Linked DNA regions of Homo sapiens: region 2 is linked to region 1. The links are chromatin loops, found by intact Hi-C in ENCODE. Cell type or tissue: endothelial cell of umbilical vein. All regions are shown on one strand.

The links. Hi-C counts contacts between places; a loop is a spot of excess contacts. Peaks named below come from ENCODE experiments on the same cell type or tissue, not always from the same donor. Only the 100,000 strongest peaks of a DNase experiment are listed, where the experiment ranks them.
Region 2: it touches region 1 in a loop (7-fold over the local background); 4 of 110 quality-filtered maps call a loop at or near these places.

Annotation. Positions count from the first base shown.
Region 1 is chr2:146,817,839-146,825,838 of GRCh38, reverse strand. No RefSeq gene overlaps it. Among named protein-coding and RNA genes, the nearest start is that of LINC01911, 16 kb to the left of the region's middle. RefSeq lists an enhancer at 3,885-4,496. In endothelial cell of umbilical vein, CTCF peaks have their summits at 3,732 and 3,931; DNase peaks (open chromatin) are centred at 3,858 and 4,958; H3K27ac peaks cover 3,021 bases.
Region 2 is chr2:146,871,412-146,879,411 of GRCh38, reverse strand. LINC01911 (long intergenic non-protein coding RNA 1911) reads right to left here. Exons shown (of 7, transcript NR_187170.1): 7 at 1,192-1,490. Among named protein-coding and RNA genes, the nearest start is that of LINC01911, 38 kb to the right of the region's middle. In endothelial cell of umbilical vein, no CTCF peak of the experiment used is centred here; a DNase peak (open chromatin) is centred at 4,921; H3K27ac peaks cover 1,479 bases.

The DNA of each region.
Region 1 (8,000 bases):
TTGTTATTGCTTAATGTGATTCTGAATGTAGTATTCCTGGATTACTTTCTGTAAATTTTATGTTAATAATTTTAATTTGTACAACACTTTGACATGAGAATCATTCAATTTATGGTCATAATTCTTAAATTTATTTGTAATATATTTAATGTCAGGTAGATTTCATGCCAAAGACACACGAACAGACTTGAATGAAATAGTATCTTGGGGGATGGCTTTAGAGTCTAAGTCCTCTGGGAAAATCTGAGTAAGAAGAGAAATGTAGTTGCTGAAAGAGCTGTAGGAATCTGTTTTCTGACATAAATTTTCTAAAAGAATGTATAAATTCAGGAAAAATAATATAGGAAAAATAAAATATTAAAATATTCTATTTGGTTGTAACATGTTCTTAACTATTTTGGGGCCTGTAGCAAGCAAATTCTCTCATGGCCTCTAATAGTTTCCAACTCCTGGTATTCTTTTTTTTTTTTTGAGATGGTGTCTCACTCTGTCACCCAGGCTGGAGTGCAGTGGTGCCATCTTGGCTCACTACAAGCTCCGCCTCCCGGGTTCACGCCATTCTCCTGCCTCAGCCTCCCAAGTAGTTGGGACTACAGGCGTCCATCACCATGCCTGGCTAATTTTTTGTATTTTTAGTAGAGAAGGAGTTTCACCATGTTAGCCAGGATGGTCTCGATCTCCTGACCTCATGATCTACCCACCTCGGCCTCCCAAAGTGCTGGGATTACAGGTGTGAGCCACCGTGCCCGGCGCTCCTAGTATTCTTACTCTTGTGTAATCCCCTCCCCTCAAGTGTGGGCTAGCTCAGTGACTTGCTTCTAACCAATAGAAAAGAGTGAGATGGGATAGAATAGAATGGGATTTCTCTTCTGTGATTAGTTTAGAAGAAACTAACTTTCATCTTGATAGCTATAGTCTATGGTTAATAGCTTGGTAGTCTATAAAAGATTCTTCTTTATCCTGGCTGTCATATTTACCAAAAAGGGTAAATATCTTGCCATGTGGCAAGAAAATGAGGCTTCTGGCCAATAGCCTCCTAGGAACTGAGGCCCTTGGTCCCAGAGCACTTGAGGAACTGAAGTTTTGCAGACTTCTTGTAAGTAAGCACAAAGTGGATATTTACCCAGTTGAGCCTTCAGATGAGCCCCAGCCCTGGCTGATACTCTGATTGCAGCCTTGTGAGAGACCTTGAAACAAAGGACCCAGGTGCTTTTTTTTTTTTTTTTTTTTTTTTTTTTGAGACAGAGTTTCGCTATTGTTGCCTAGGTTGGTGTGCAGTGGTGTGATCCTGGCTCACTGTAACCTCCACCTCCTGGGTTCAAGTGATTCTCCTGCCTCAGCCTCCCGAGTAGCTAGGATTACAGGCATGTGCCACCACATCCAGCTAATTTTGTATTTTTACTTGAGATAGGGTTTCACCATGTTGGTCAGGCAAGTCTCAAACTCCTGACCAGCTGATTTTTGCACAAATTCCTGATCCACAGAAACTGGCCAACCAGCTGATTTTTGCACAAATTCCTGATCCACAGAAACTGTGGAATAAATGTTTTAAGCTGCTAAGTTTGTGCTAATTTATTACACAAAAATAGATAACTGATATAGGTCTTTTAATTTTAATTTTATTCATTTTGTAATTAATTTCTTCAGTATGGCATGGTCCAAAAAATGCATATTGTGTACTGTATATTTAAGCAAAATTCAGTGTAGAAGAAGAGGAATTGAGATAGAGCAGTAGTTCTCAACATTTCATGTGCATCAGCATCACTTGAAAGGCTTGTTAAAAATAGTTTTCTGCTCCTTTCCTCTAGGTTTTTGATTCATCAAGTCTTGAGTAGTTCCTGGGAATTCATAGTTCTAAAAAGTTCATAGATGTATTAGTTTCCTATTGCTGCCCTGACAAATTACCCAAAATTAAGTGATTGAAACAACACAAATTTATTATCGTATGATTCTGGAGATCAGAAGTCAGAAACAGGTCTGCCTGGACCAAAATAAAGGTGTTCTCTTTCTGGGTGCTCTAGGGGAGACTTTGTCTCTGTATTAGTCCATTTTCATGCTGCTGATAAAGACATACCCAAGACTGGGCAAATTACAAAAGAAAGAGGTTTAATTGGACTTACATTTCCACATGGCTGGAGAAGCCTCACAATCATGAGTGAGGGCAAGAAAAAGCAAGTCATCTCTTACATGAATGGCAGCAGGCAAAGAAAGAGCTTATACAAGGGAACTTCTCTTTTTAAAACCATCAGATCTTATGAGACCTATGTACCATCTCAAGAACAGCATGAGAAAGACTTGCTCCCGTGATTCATTTACCTCCCACCAGGTCCCTTCTACAACACATGGGAACTCCAGAAGAGATTTGGGTGTGGACACAGCCATACCATATCAGTCTCCATGCCTCTTCCAGCTTCTAGACACTGTCTGCATTCTTTGGCTCATGCTTCCTTCCACTGTCTTCAAAGTGTCTTCATCAAAGTAGCATCTTCAAATATTAATATCTTTCTGACTCTGACCCCTGACTCTCCTGCCTTTGTCTTTCACTTATAAAGACTCTTGTGCTTACAATGGACTCATCTGGATAATTCAAGATGCTCTTTCCCTCTCAAGACCCTTAATATAATCACATCGGCAAAGTCCCGTTTGCCATGTAAGGTAACATATTCACAAGTTTCCAGGAATCAATTGTGGATATTTTTGTGGAGCCATTATTCTGCCTGCCACACGAGGCAATGTTAATGCTGTTGGCCCAGAGACCACCCTGTGCGTATCACCAATTATAGATCGCTGTAAGAACCAAGCTCTCTCTGTCTTGGATTCTGTTTGCCTCAGCATGCCTTCCCCTTAGCCTTATCATCCAAAGATTCTACAGAAGTGATTCTCTTTGTGTGGACTGGAAGTTCCTTGGTACTCATATATATCCCACAAGGAGTTTCACTTGACTATAGGAAATTTTGTGCTGTGTTGATGGCAGCTGAAATGCTAATCTATCAGACCACTTGTTATGGTTTTTAATTTTATCTATGTTTTACCACAGCAAAAATCTTTTCTTTGATTATATGATATTTTGCCTTCTTCTGAGTTAGGCAAATTCCAAAATAGGTTTTGAAGCTCTCTAAAGTGTTTCCAGGATTAAATGAGTTTCAAAGATCACACCACTTAAAGCAGGAATGATAATATGCTAGAATTATCTACTATAAACCCTTTCCTCACATTTTTATCTTTTATTTTCCTAAAAGACTTTATTTTTTCCTCTAGTGTGTACATGTGAATGTGGGTATTTATTCTGGCATTTAAATATGCCTTGACTGTAAAAATGATTGTCTCTAGGAGAGGTATAATTGTTGTTGGTCAGTTAAGCTGATTAACACTGAAGGTTTAAAAATAAATATATTATCTGCCCTGATATGTCACCTTATGTAATAGCACAGTTTTAGACTTTATGGTGTATGTGTGTCTATGTCCATATCACAACATATCCCCTATCTGAAAGGGCAGGAAATATGTTTTTAAATTTAATGTCTACCTATTTTCCCTCCTAGCATGCTCAGAGGCTATTGTGGTTTTAACCTCTATTAGGAATTCTTTCTCAATTGACTCACACATGGTATTGTTAAAAATTTCAGGGAGTTTGCCACATTTTGTCTGGGAGAATTAGGGATGTTAAGGGTTAAAAAGGACTCTAGAATCTTAATATGTGCCGTAATGTATTACTGTTTTATGATCAGCTATTACATGTAGTTATGGAGTTAAATTTCCACACTTTGTTAAGTGAGCCCTTTGGTAATCTTCTATCAGTCTTTATATTCCAGAATATTTATAATCCCTTTGGGTATAAACACTTTATTCATTTCTTCCTCTGAGTCATGCTCCCATACCAATACAGCAGCAGATGTCCGAGACAATGTGGTCTCATTTGCACCCCTGTGTTCAACACTGGTAGTGGTTGCTATCTGGGAGAAAAAAAAAAAAATTAGCCACATTTTACTCTCAACTTGTATCAGTAATTTGGGTTTTCATGAGTTTGGTGTGTTGGTTCTTTATGCATGGCATAAAAATAAAAAGTACAAGTTCTTTCTATTTTTTTCCAAACGAAAGATAAATTGGATTTAGAAGCTCATGCCTAACTAAATGCTTTTGTCCACAGACCTGCTAACAATGGAAAATACCTAAGAATAGAAGGGAAATAAAAATAAATGGACCTCATTAAAACTTCTAAGGGATACCTGTGGCTATTTGACTTCCTCCCATACAGGGGGGTAAAGTTCAAAAAGTACAGAAAGTCCCAGGCTGTTGTCAACAAAACTATCACAAGACATTTTTGGAGGATTTTAGGTTTGTCATGTCTAAATTAACTTTTGAATGAAAAATAAATTTTTGTTAACTTTATTTTAACAGAAGATTGTATAATAAACCTGCAAAACCAATCATTCACAATATAAGACTCTTCAAAGGAGAAGGGGTTATGAGTGTGTATAAAATCTGTCTTCTGATTTTTTAACAAATATTTTTGCCAAATTTAGCTTTGTTGCTCTGAATTCATTGATTCTATTGCTATTTTTCAAATGAGTCAGTATACGTAATTTTAGATTTTTTTCAATTTAAAATAAATACATTTTAGGGAAGTTTCCCAGCTTGTGAAGTTGTAGATGTTACTGTGAAATAGTTGTCATTTTCTATTGCTAAAACTAATATCAATACGTTTACTTTAAAAATCAATGCTTTTATGAAATGCCAGAATTATAGATGTGCTTATATATTGTAACACTAGTAAAAGAGACTCAGTAATGTACATTTATTACCCTCTTTCTATTACATTCAAAGCAGATATTTTCTGAATATTTTTTAGATTTAAAGACACTTGCTCCTCCTGAATTATTTTAGTCCATCTCCAGGGAGTTCTTCTGTTGCCGACTTATCGGATGTGAGACAATTTACATGCTATAAAAATAAGTGAAAGTAATGTGATGTGTCAGATTTCTAGTGGCGTATGAGTCATCATCCTGTTGGCATGGCATGAAGTTTCACAGAAAAACAATCTTTTATTATATTATTGCTGAAAATTAATTAAAATTAAAGCCTTTTTTAAAAAAGAAAAAACATGATAGATTTAATTCCTAACTAAAAATGAAAAGCTTCTTTTGTCTCTTATTATGCATTTATATGAAAATTGTTCTTCCTCTCTCTATTACTTATTAGTTAATATATATTTGTTAAGCATTTGCTATGGATAAGATTGGGCACTCGGTAATGAAATTGCAAGGAGTAATAGATAACCAATAATCTGGCCAGGCGCGGTGGCTCACGCCTGTAATCCCAGCACTTTAGGCGGGCGGATCACAAGGTCAGGAGATCGAGACCATCCTGGCTAACACGGTGAAAACCCATCTCTACTAAAAATACCAAAAAAAAAAAAAAAAAAAAAAAGAGCCAGGCGTAGTGGCAGGCGCTTTTAGTCCCACCTACTCGGGAGGCTGAGGCAGGAGAATGACGTGAACCCGGAAGGCGGAGCTTGCAGTGAGCTGAGATCGCGCCACTGCACTCTAACCTGGGCGACAGAGCGAGACTCTGTCTCAAAAAAAAAAAAAAAAAAATAGATAACCAAGAATCTATAGATTGTAACTGATCATTGACTAAAGAAATGATACACATATCAAGAGTGCTAAGAAAGTTGAAGGAAAAAGAGAAAATATCCAACTAGGGTTTAGATGGAAAGCTTAAAAAGATTCCAGCAAAGAAACCACCACTTGAATGTAATATAATAATACAAGAACAGGCAGAGAACAAAAAAATGCACAGCTAATATTTACCCTACTTCTACTATGGGCATTAAGCCACATTAGGAGACTAAAGAAAATGTTATCTATTTATATTGACACATTTTCTTCCAAAAAGTTAAAATTATCAGTAAGTCCACTTAAATAATGGATTCACATTTAATATTGTTAATGATAACCCTTTCTTTAACTGTAAATTATGCTTTTTGCTTTGAATTAATGATAATATGCAGATATTGGTAAGACAAATTTTTAAATTTAATCTTTATCTCAATTTTCCAAATGTATATTGTAGTGTGTCGTTTGAAATATTTATGTATAAAGTATGTATAGATTATAATGATGAGCATAAATACTTAGAAATAAGTAAATATGCATATATTAGCATGTGTGTGCTAAAAAATATTTTACTGATAAATGGAGAATGATCATAATAATTTGGTTCTTTTTCCAAAGCAAAAGACATGCTTCTTTTCCCAACATTAGTCAAACCTCTCTTATCATTCAGCTCTTTCAGAAAGCTCAAACTTCTTAATACCTTGCTAGATTACAAGCGAATTGATTGCTGTCTATCACCATTTCGTAGGATATATGAGGTGTTCTTAAAGCCATGGCTCCTAAAGCCCTTCTCCCTAAAATGTTCATGACCTTAATTGGCCTACAGATAATTTATATTTTATACTATATTAACTATTTATTCGTGCTGTCTTATATCCTCCAAAGGTCTGTCCACAGACCTAACAATTCAGTCTGCAAAATGTTAGAGATGAAGAGCTGAGTCACTGGAGCTTTGTGGACAGTTATAGTTAATAATGAGAATTCACAAACACATGTACATTTTAATACCGATGAAGCTCTATAGTAGTTTGTTTCCTGCACAAGTCATTGCTTTCTCTTGTACAAATGCACAACTTTTCAGTTGGGCATAATTACAGAGGGAAGGGATCAACATGTGATGCATGTGATAGAAACTACCGCGCTATCATTTCCTGAACATCTATTTTATGTAACATAGTTAATGATGACAGTGAAATGGCAAAATATCCCTTTTTACTATGTGCAAGGTTGGAACTTCGTATCCATGTATTGTGTATGTTTAAAAGGACATGTGGTTGTCTGGGCACAGTGGCTCACGCCTGTAATCCCAGCACTTTGGGAGGCCCAGGCGGATCACGAGGTCAGGAGATCGAGACCATCCTGGCTAACACGGTGAAACCCCGTCTCTATTAAAAATACAAAAAATTAGTCAGGCATGGTGGCAGGCACCTGTAGTCCCAGCTACTTGGGAGGCTGAGGCAGGAGAATGGTGTGAACCCAGGAGGTGGAGCTTGCAGTGAGCTGAGATCACACCACTGCACTCCAGCCTGGGTGACAGAGGGAGACTCTGTCTCAAAAAAATAAACAGAAACAAAAACAAAAAAAAAGGACATGTGAACAGTGTTTCCAGGAGACTGAGGCAGAAGCTGTACCAGGGTAGTAGATCCCTCAGCTTGATCTGGGAAATGTAAAAATCTCAGGCACCACACGACATTTCCTGAACCAGAACCTCAAGAAGCAGGGCCCAGGAATCTGCATTTCAACAAGCTCTCAGATGATTCTTATGTACACTAAAGTTTGGGAAGCACTTCTCGAAAAGAAATAGTGATTTAGGTTGCCACTTCAGAATAGACATGAAATTTTTCAGAATTCTCCAGGAAACTATGTCAAAGGGTTCTTATGAGCCTCCATGACTCACTGATGCATTTTAAAGCTGAAAATGAGTTATTCACATACTATTTCACAGCAGTGAAGAATGACACTGATTTCTCAAATTGGTGGCAAATAAATCCAAATCAAACTGTATTTTGTGGAAATATATTTGATGAACAAATAAAATACAAAAATGGTTAAGTGTGAACCATGAAGAGAAGCAGATTAGTCTGTATTAATTACCACAGCTATGATAAAATAATGGGCTGGATAGTGATGCTTAACTAAAGCCACTTATGCTTTTGTTTTTCTCTCAAAGAAGAAAACCATACCTCTTCTGAGAAAAGTGAGTCCAGATACCAGATTTATAGGAGGGACAAGAAGGCCTTAGTAATGAGACATCTAAAAATTAAATCAATAGGAGTTAAATATTTTCAAAACTAATTTTGTCAGTACTTTTCATAAAAATACAAGCCCAAGCTTGTTTACGTGTGAATCAGGTTTAGCTTGTTAATTGGTATTTGGCATTTCTTT
Region 2 (8,000 bases), 54 kb before region 1:
GATATCGATGTTGCAGGTCACCTTCTGAAAAGCCATCTCTTGATCCCTCTCAGGTAATGTTAATTACCTCCTTTTTTGCACAAACAAAGTAGGCACTGCTCTTGTTATATTGTACTTTCCAAAGTACGACTCATTCTTTCAAACGTTTATGTCTCATGCTTGAGTCTTTCTAAAAATTAATATCTCTATTCTTGGCACAATATATACTTGCCAAATATTTATTGAATTAAAAGCTTTCCAGTAACATAATGCCAATAACATAGAGGAAACTTACAAAACAAGCTATCCTTAGAAAATGAAAAATAAAAAAATGGCCAAAGGATTACTGGCCCTTTGATAATGGTTCCTTAGTATCTGCACAGAATAAAGAGGGAAGTGACAATTACAGCTTTACTTGGGAATTCTAGATTCAGCCATTTACTAAAATACTTTCATTTTATACATCTGTATTTCCTAATACATAATATATAATGTAGATATAGATCTATATTTCATATATCTATATGTATACACATGCATATATGTTCATATGTATACATTATGTGTATATATGCATGCATGCATGTGTATTATATATATAATATCAGTGATCTCTCTTTTTCTATACATATGCATTTTTAGTTGATGGGGTATCTGTAAAAATGCTGTGCTTCTGCCAGCCTAGCTTTCCAAACAGGTCTCATAGAAACAAATGAAATAATCAAAACAACTCCTGTCCCTCCTTCAGCCACACTATTAGTTACCTGTTGAGTAATTTATTTTGCTGAAGATTTCGGAATCCTAAGGTTTAGAAATGAACAATAAATAGATAATCTATAGAACAAATCATACAATAAAGTTGATAATTTAAAAGAAGAAAAGTACCCAGAATATTTCTACTTAAAGGTAAGCTTTTCATATCTTAGGGCATTTTACTTTGTTTTGTTTCACTCTGAAGATCCACAGCTAGCCTTCAAAGGTTTGTGGGCCCCATTGAAATCATATGCTACATTTTGCAATATGTACATTTTTCTTAGGAAAGGTTTCTGGCCTTTTTTATGTAAAATTAAACTTTCAAGATCTACACCCTTCAAATGTTCTATTTTGTCCATTTAATGTGTTAGACAGTAGGATAAATATTTGATAAGGATAGTAAATATAGTAATACTTTACATATAGATAATAATTTCAAATTATTCACATCTCCGTATCTTTTTGACAACTCTAAGAAGTAGAGTATTTTTAATATTCATTTTGATAATGAAGAAATTGAAATTCAGATATCAAGCATCTTGCATAAATGAGTTTTTACATGGTAGACAACGAAACCATTTCTCCCATCTTCAAATCTGCAACTCATCTCAGTAGGCTTGTTCCTTGCCCCACCAGTCTTGTGCTCTTCAGGAATTTCTCTTCCTCCATCTGTTTTCCCATACACATGAGCATGATCAGTTCTTGAACAGCTTGTCCAAATGCTCCCTGTCCCACTTCCTACCATGGTTCCAGGTCTTCTGAGCGTAGAAGAAAAAACAGATCAACAGAATTGATATTTTGAGCTGGCAATCTGGAAGTCAGAATGGTCACACTTCATTGTTGGGTCACAGTAGTGGCACAGAGGAGTGCAAACATAATTATCAGAAAGAGCTTTGTACTGGAAATTCGGAGGCAGAGGTACAAGAAAAGGAGTGAACTTAGAATAAAGCAGGCAGGAGAAAGGCAAAGAGAGATATGTCAGCTGGTGTCATGGACCTAGGCTCAAATAGAAAAGATTCCTTTTCAGCACTAGAATTGTAAAACCTTACTAATGCTGGGAGAGCCTGTTCCCAGTAGCTTTTAGTGACTCTGTCTCTATCAGTAACTACTCTTTAAATCATCCTCCCTAGACAAAAGAAATGCATCAAAGGAAGGAGTAAAGAAGTTGAGGCCAAAACAGTCCATCTGACCCAACTCCCTAGGGAAATCTAAAGCATCTTAACTCTGCAGTGCCACCTTTATACTGCATGGATTCTAGTCCATTGAATCTTTGCAAGCCAAAACCATCTTTATTATTTTTCTCACGCAAACCTGACATCCTTTATCAGACTGGGAACATAAGTGTTTCTTCCTTCCTCCTCTTCATCCTCTTCCTGGAAGCTTTCACCTACCAAAACTAACAAAAACTTTTGCAATGTAATTTAAGCCTGAGAAGAGATAATACTGTGTTATGGTTCCTGAGGACCTGAGATATATCTCATTCATTCTTACTGTTTGCATTAAGAAATTGAGGTCCAGAAATATCACATCACCTAATTGGAGGTAGATGCCTTGGGCCTTTGGATCCCTGGCTCAGACCCACCCCCTCTGTACTGTGAAATGTTCAGTACATACATTGTCAATAATATTGCTTAACTGACTGACAGGAAAGGAAGTTAGTCACTGCTACTTATTCTTGGTATTAAGTTCAATATATGTATTCTATTTATCTAGAAACATAAATAAATTCAGAACCCCTTGGTACTTATTTTTCATATCAGTGCATGCATGCAGCAGATTAACCAAGTCAATATTTATCCCTACTTCAGACCATTTAGTTTTCTGTCTTACCAAGACAAGCATTGTGATTGGGCATATCCTAGGATACAAGAAGTTTCCACAAATCTATAGATATTCCCCACCACTAAGGGAACAATACACTTTGTAAACAAATGCTGTTTGTGTCTATGAGGACATGCAAAGCACTACAATGTACCTATCAGGGTATCTCAACACTCTTCCCTGCTTAGTCTCAGAGTCCTAGACATTGGTGGTGAAGAAAGGATGGAGACAGGAGAGAGAATGGACAATGTTAAGTGATACCTGAATTGACCTGTAAAGTCAGAGCAGATTTCAAAGAAAAATTGCAAAGCTAGTGAAGTTTCTCTTTGGAATTTTTATTCATTTCCAGATGTCTATTTTAATCAATAAGAAAACTTCTTGTCTGCTGAACTACTGGGGTGCTGATCCCAAATGGGTTTCTGGCTGACCTGAACCTCACTTTCTCTGGCATGTAGCATTGAGGAGAGAGCAAAGGTTTTGCAGTCCTCTCTTTGCTCTGCTAAGATAACCGGCACTGTTCCATTTGGGAACCGTTGGGAACAGCATTTGTCCAGCGCTGGGAGAGATGGCCTTCCCAACCTCAATTTCTCAATGATAGACATGGAACATAATTTGTAACTCTAAGCCACTGAAATTTTGTATCCGTGTGTTACAAAATCCTAAGCATAAATTAGCCTTTCCTAACTAATACATTCCTCCCCGCTTTTTCCCCTCCTAGTAAAAAATTAATGGAGTTCTGTTTATGGAACAGGAGATTAGAAAGTCACTCATTGTCTTGGTCGGCTCAGGACACTATAGCAAAATACCATATCCTGGGTGGTTTAAACAACAGACATTTATTTCTCACAGTTCTGGAGACTGGAAGCCCAAGTTCAAGATACCAGCGTATCTGGTTCCTGGTGAGAGCCTTTTTCCTGGCTTATAGACAGCTGCAGGGCTGGGGTGAAGATCTTGTGTTTCTTCATTTCCTTATAGTGGCAGTAATCCCATCATGAGGGTCCCACTTTCAGGACCTAATCTAAACTCAATTACCTCCCAAGAGCCCTACTTCCAAATACTATCACGTTGGGAGATAGGGCTTCTATATATGAATTTTCTGGACACATTCAGTCCATAACACCTACATATTACAACTAGTAATACAGGCAGAATGAACAGTGGCATTCTAACACCAATTTAGTTGAAGGTAAAGCAGTGCATCCTATTAAAAGCAAACCTGGTGAAATGAGAGGGAAGAATGAGTGAGTGGTTCTTCCATTTAGAGGTGGCTGAGGGGCACAGTGCATAAGAGAAATGATGTTATGTGACATTTCCTATATTGGCATTTCATCCCAATCTCTACTAGATTAACAACCCTGAAAAATTTTCTCAACTTCCCTGAGCCTCAGTTTCCTCATCTGTTAAAAATATATATATATTTCTCATATTGTTGTTAGGGGGATTAAATGAGATAACACATATAAAATACCTAGCATAATGCTTGGAGATTAGCAGTACATTTAATAAATAGAACAATTATTTTTATATTTTTATTCTAACAGTTTTTTCATCTCATCTCAATTCCTGTCTGATTACAGCCATGCATGCTTCAGCAGTGTAAAAATAATTATTTTCATTCATTTGAATGGCTTACCACTTTTGCCTAATGATGTGTAGCACAATAGCTGTTATACATATCATTAAATATGTGTCTGATTAATCTTATTATAATTTTAATTGCAACATGAAATTCCTCTCATGCATACTCAGCCATCAAAGGCTGTTGTTCATGAAACATGGCTGGCTACTGTCAACCTGAAAGAATTACAGGGAACATTGATCACATATAGTATATATCATAGACCTAAGAACAGCCTTGCACAAAGGACAGAAAACAAATTTGGGAGTCATATACACCAAGAACTGAAAGCTTTACCCAACCACTGTAATTTATTCAACTTTCTTCTGAGAGTTTTTCTCTGAAAAATGTGGCCAGTGATACCCACCATGTAGGATCTTGTGAGGAATCGAGATATTTTATGTAAGGTGATCAACAAGGACCTTGGAACACAATAGACAGTTAATTATATTAGATATTACTACTTTCATACTTTTGGACTTTAACTTGGAAGGGACTTCCAGAAGCCCATAGTATTAACCACCTCTGCTTCAAAGGCGAGATGTTGTCACCTCCCCCACTCTCATTTTCTACAAACACAGGGTATAAGACACCAGCATGATTTGCCCAAGGTTAGGCAGCTTGCAAGTGAAGGAGGTAGAAGCTGAGCCAGCAGTGGGTGCCCCACCTCTTCCTTTACTTCCTTCTTTCACTCAGCTCATGCCCGTGGTTGGCGAAACAACCCAAAGCACACATTCTTCTGGTGCTGAGTCAGTGGCATCCTGTGCCTTCCCAAAGAGAGGAAGCACATTTGAGTCAGGAGGAAATGGAATTGCCAAGTAGGAAAAGAAATCCGAGAACAGAGGACAGCCGACCTGTTCTGTGCTATAAATGTGGCAAAAAGCCACATTAAAGTGGTTCTGTAGACTCAGTAATCTTGAGAAAATTAAAATCTGTCAGTATCTGAATCTACATTCCTCCTTCAGGAAGGAAACTAGAATGACTTCTTGTTAATAAGAACCTGTCTTCATAAGGCCTAAACCCCAAGTTTCCCAGGAGACCTGGCCCTCCCTTTGGCTGTCATCCCTGAATACTTTCTTTATCATTTAGGTCTCCTTCACCTGAGTCTGACTCAGTGTACAGATGGAGCAAGGAATCTGAGCTGTCCCAGATGCTGGCTGCACACTGTCATTGTAGTAGTGGCTGCTCATTCAAGGACCCCATCTAACACGTGCAGTCCCATCTCAGAATGGGTAGCTGCTTTCTCAGAAGGTTTAGTGCTGGTGCATAAACCTTGACTCAGAGCCCTATGAGGCTGATAGAAAAGTCAGACTTGACTACTCGATTTCTTTCCTTTCCATTATCACTGTGACCTAGTTTTCTCTCCAAAGCCATGGGGACAGTGTGTTAATGGTGGTTTGAACCTTGGCATAGTATCTCACTGGGAGGTGAGTCACTTTTCTTCTCAGGTGTTCCAATGAAACGGTCATTGCAAGGATGAAATAAAAGACTATGGCTGAATAGACTAGATATACATTAGGTATGAGGAAAATGATACTGTGCCTTTATTTGCTGCAAAATAAAAGCTAAGTTTAGAGAAAGAGCTATAATAAATATAAATATTTCTGATAATTTCAAACTGATAGGGTTAAAGATAGAGGAGAGTGCTACTTCCCCATCATGTTGAATATCTCATTTTCTATAACCATTACTTAAAATTTATGATGAATTTATGAAAAAAAATTTAAAGTTTATATGGAGAAGCAGTGAGACTTTAGAGAGTAATTAATATATATATATTAGGTATTCATTTCCATTTTAATTGAAATGACTTTTCATACATCAGGAAAACCTTTAATAAAGGAAGCAAAACTAGACGTTTGACATGACACTTTGTTGATGAATTCGGAGTATTGAAGCAATTTGAGGGTAAATATTTTTCTGGTTATGATAGAATCAAGTTGTGATTTTTCTGGTTATGAACTTGTGGTTTGGAAGATTAAGAGCTTTGTTGCCAGAGAAGTTGTTTTTCATCAGCTTGGGCAGTTTTGTTGGGTTCTTCAGTAAGGTCCTGGCAAAAGCCAGTCTCATGATTAAAGCTGAAAATCCCATGATGCTCCATGAATTTTTTAAACCTAAATATATTCATAATAATAAACACATGGTATCTCAATGTCCTTCATAACAATTTTGGAGAAGTGGGGAAGCAGTTAACTTCTTTTTGTCTGCATTAAGTGTCAATGAAGGAGAAAATGGGCTTTTATATAGGTTCTATAAGCTGGAAGTTCTGAAGCATTTTCTATAAGTCATATCATCTATACTACTAAGAGTTCAATATGTTATGTGTACAATTTGTTTATATCAATATACCCACGTATAACACCATTGATGCCACGAAGAGTTAGAAAAAGTAACACTGTGGAAATGTTAGTGTGAGCCAGTATTGCCTGTTTGTATGGCTTGATGATTTCAAGCCTATCTGGCACATAAGCCATATGGGGCTATTCCTGGAATGTGATTTCCATTTGGGCTCAGTCCTATGACTAGCTGATAAGGGCTGTGGAAATGTATATGAGAGGAAATTTGTAGCTGTTATACCCTCATCTAGATAATCAAATTGAGGCACCTATAGATGAATAGCTCCAAGTTCTGTCTACCTTGCAGACTACTGAGGAAGATGAAATGTCAGTAAGTGGACCCATACAGTTCAAACCTGTGTTGTTCAAGGGTCACCTGTATAGTACTTGCAGTTTTCTGGAAAGTGTGTTAAGTTTCATGTTGAAAAAGTATTGTTGCTGCATAACCATCCAGGTACAATTCTTACCATGTTCTCTTGTTTCTTTAAATTAAATGAAAACTTTCACAAACTCCTTCCCTTATCTCATAGCCCAATTTTCAGGAAGTCTAGAATTTTGCTCTTGTCTCATTTGCCCTCATTTTACCAATGAGGAGACAGTTTCATAGCATGAGAGGGATAACTGCTGAGTTAGGTTAACAAAAATTATTGACATAAGAGAAGGCCCTTGGGAACAGTGACAGGATTGTTACTTAGACCTTCTTTTCTTGGGTCATTATGAACTTGAAAAGGAAATCTATGTTCCATCTCTCTTGTTTGTGTTCTTAAGAGTGAAGCAAGGAGATTTAATACTTAAAAAAAATGCTGGAATAGGGCATACCTACTGTATGTCAGGCACTGAACTTGTGCTAAGGATACAGCTGTGAAAAAGACAAACATAATTTACATTCTCAAATGCCACTGTGAAAAGATAAGCGAACAAATAAGTGGTGAATACGTTGGGGACTAGTTCTTCCATTGCAAAATTACTACTATGGGAACTTACAGCAAAACAGCTAAAGTACAGTAAGGTTATCTTTTATAAAATTAACCAGAAATAACTACAGAATTTTGGAGTTGTAGGTTGGGCGCCGTGGCTCACACCTGTAATCCAAGCACTTTGGGAGGCCGAGGCAGGTGGATCACCTGAGGTCAGGAGTTCGACACCAGCCTGGCCAACATGATGAAACCCCGTCTCCACTAAAAATACAAAAATTAGCCAAGCATGGTGGTGGGCACCTGTAATCCCAGCTACTCAGGAGGCTGAGGCAGGAGAATCACTTAAACCTGGGAGACAGAGGTTTTAATGAGCCAAGATCATGCCATTGTACTCTAGCCTGTGCAACAAGAGTGAGACTCCACCTCAAAAAAAAAAAAAAAAAAAAAAAAAAAAAGGAGAAGAAGAAATTTGGAGTTGTAGACACCCTTTGTGAGAGGCTTTGGACAGATATAGAATCTCTGGCCTGTTTAGGAAAAGAAGGGACATCAGTTTCCTACTACTTAACAAATGACTAC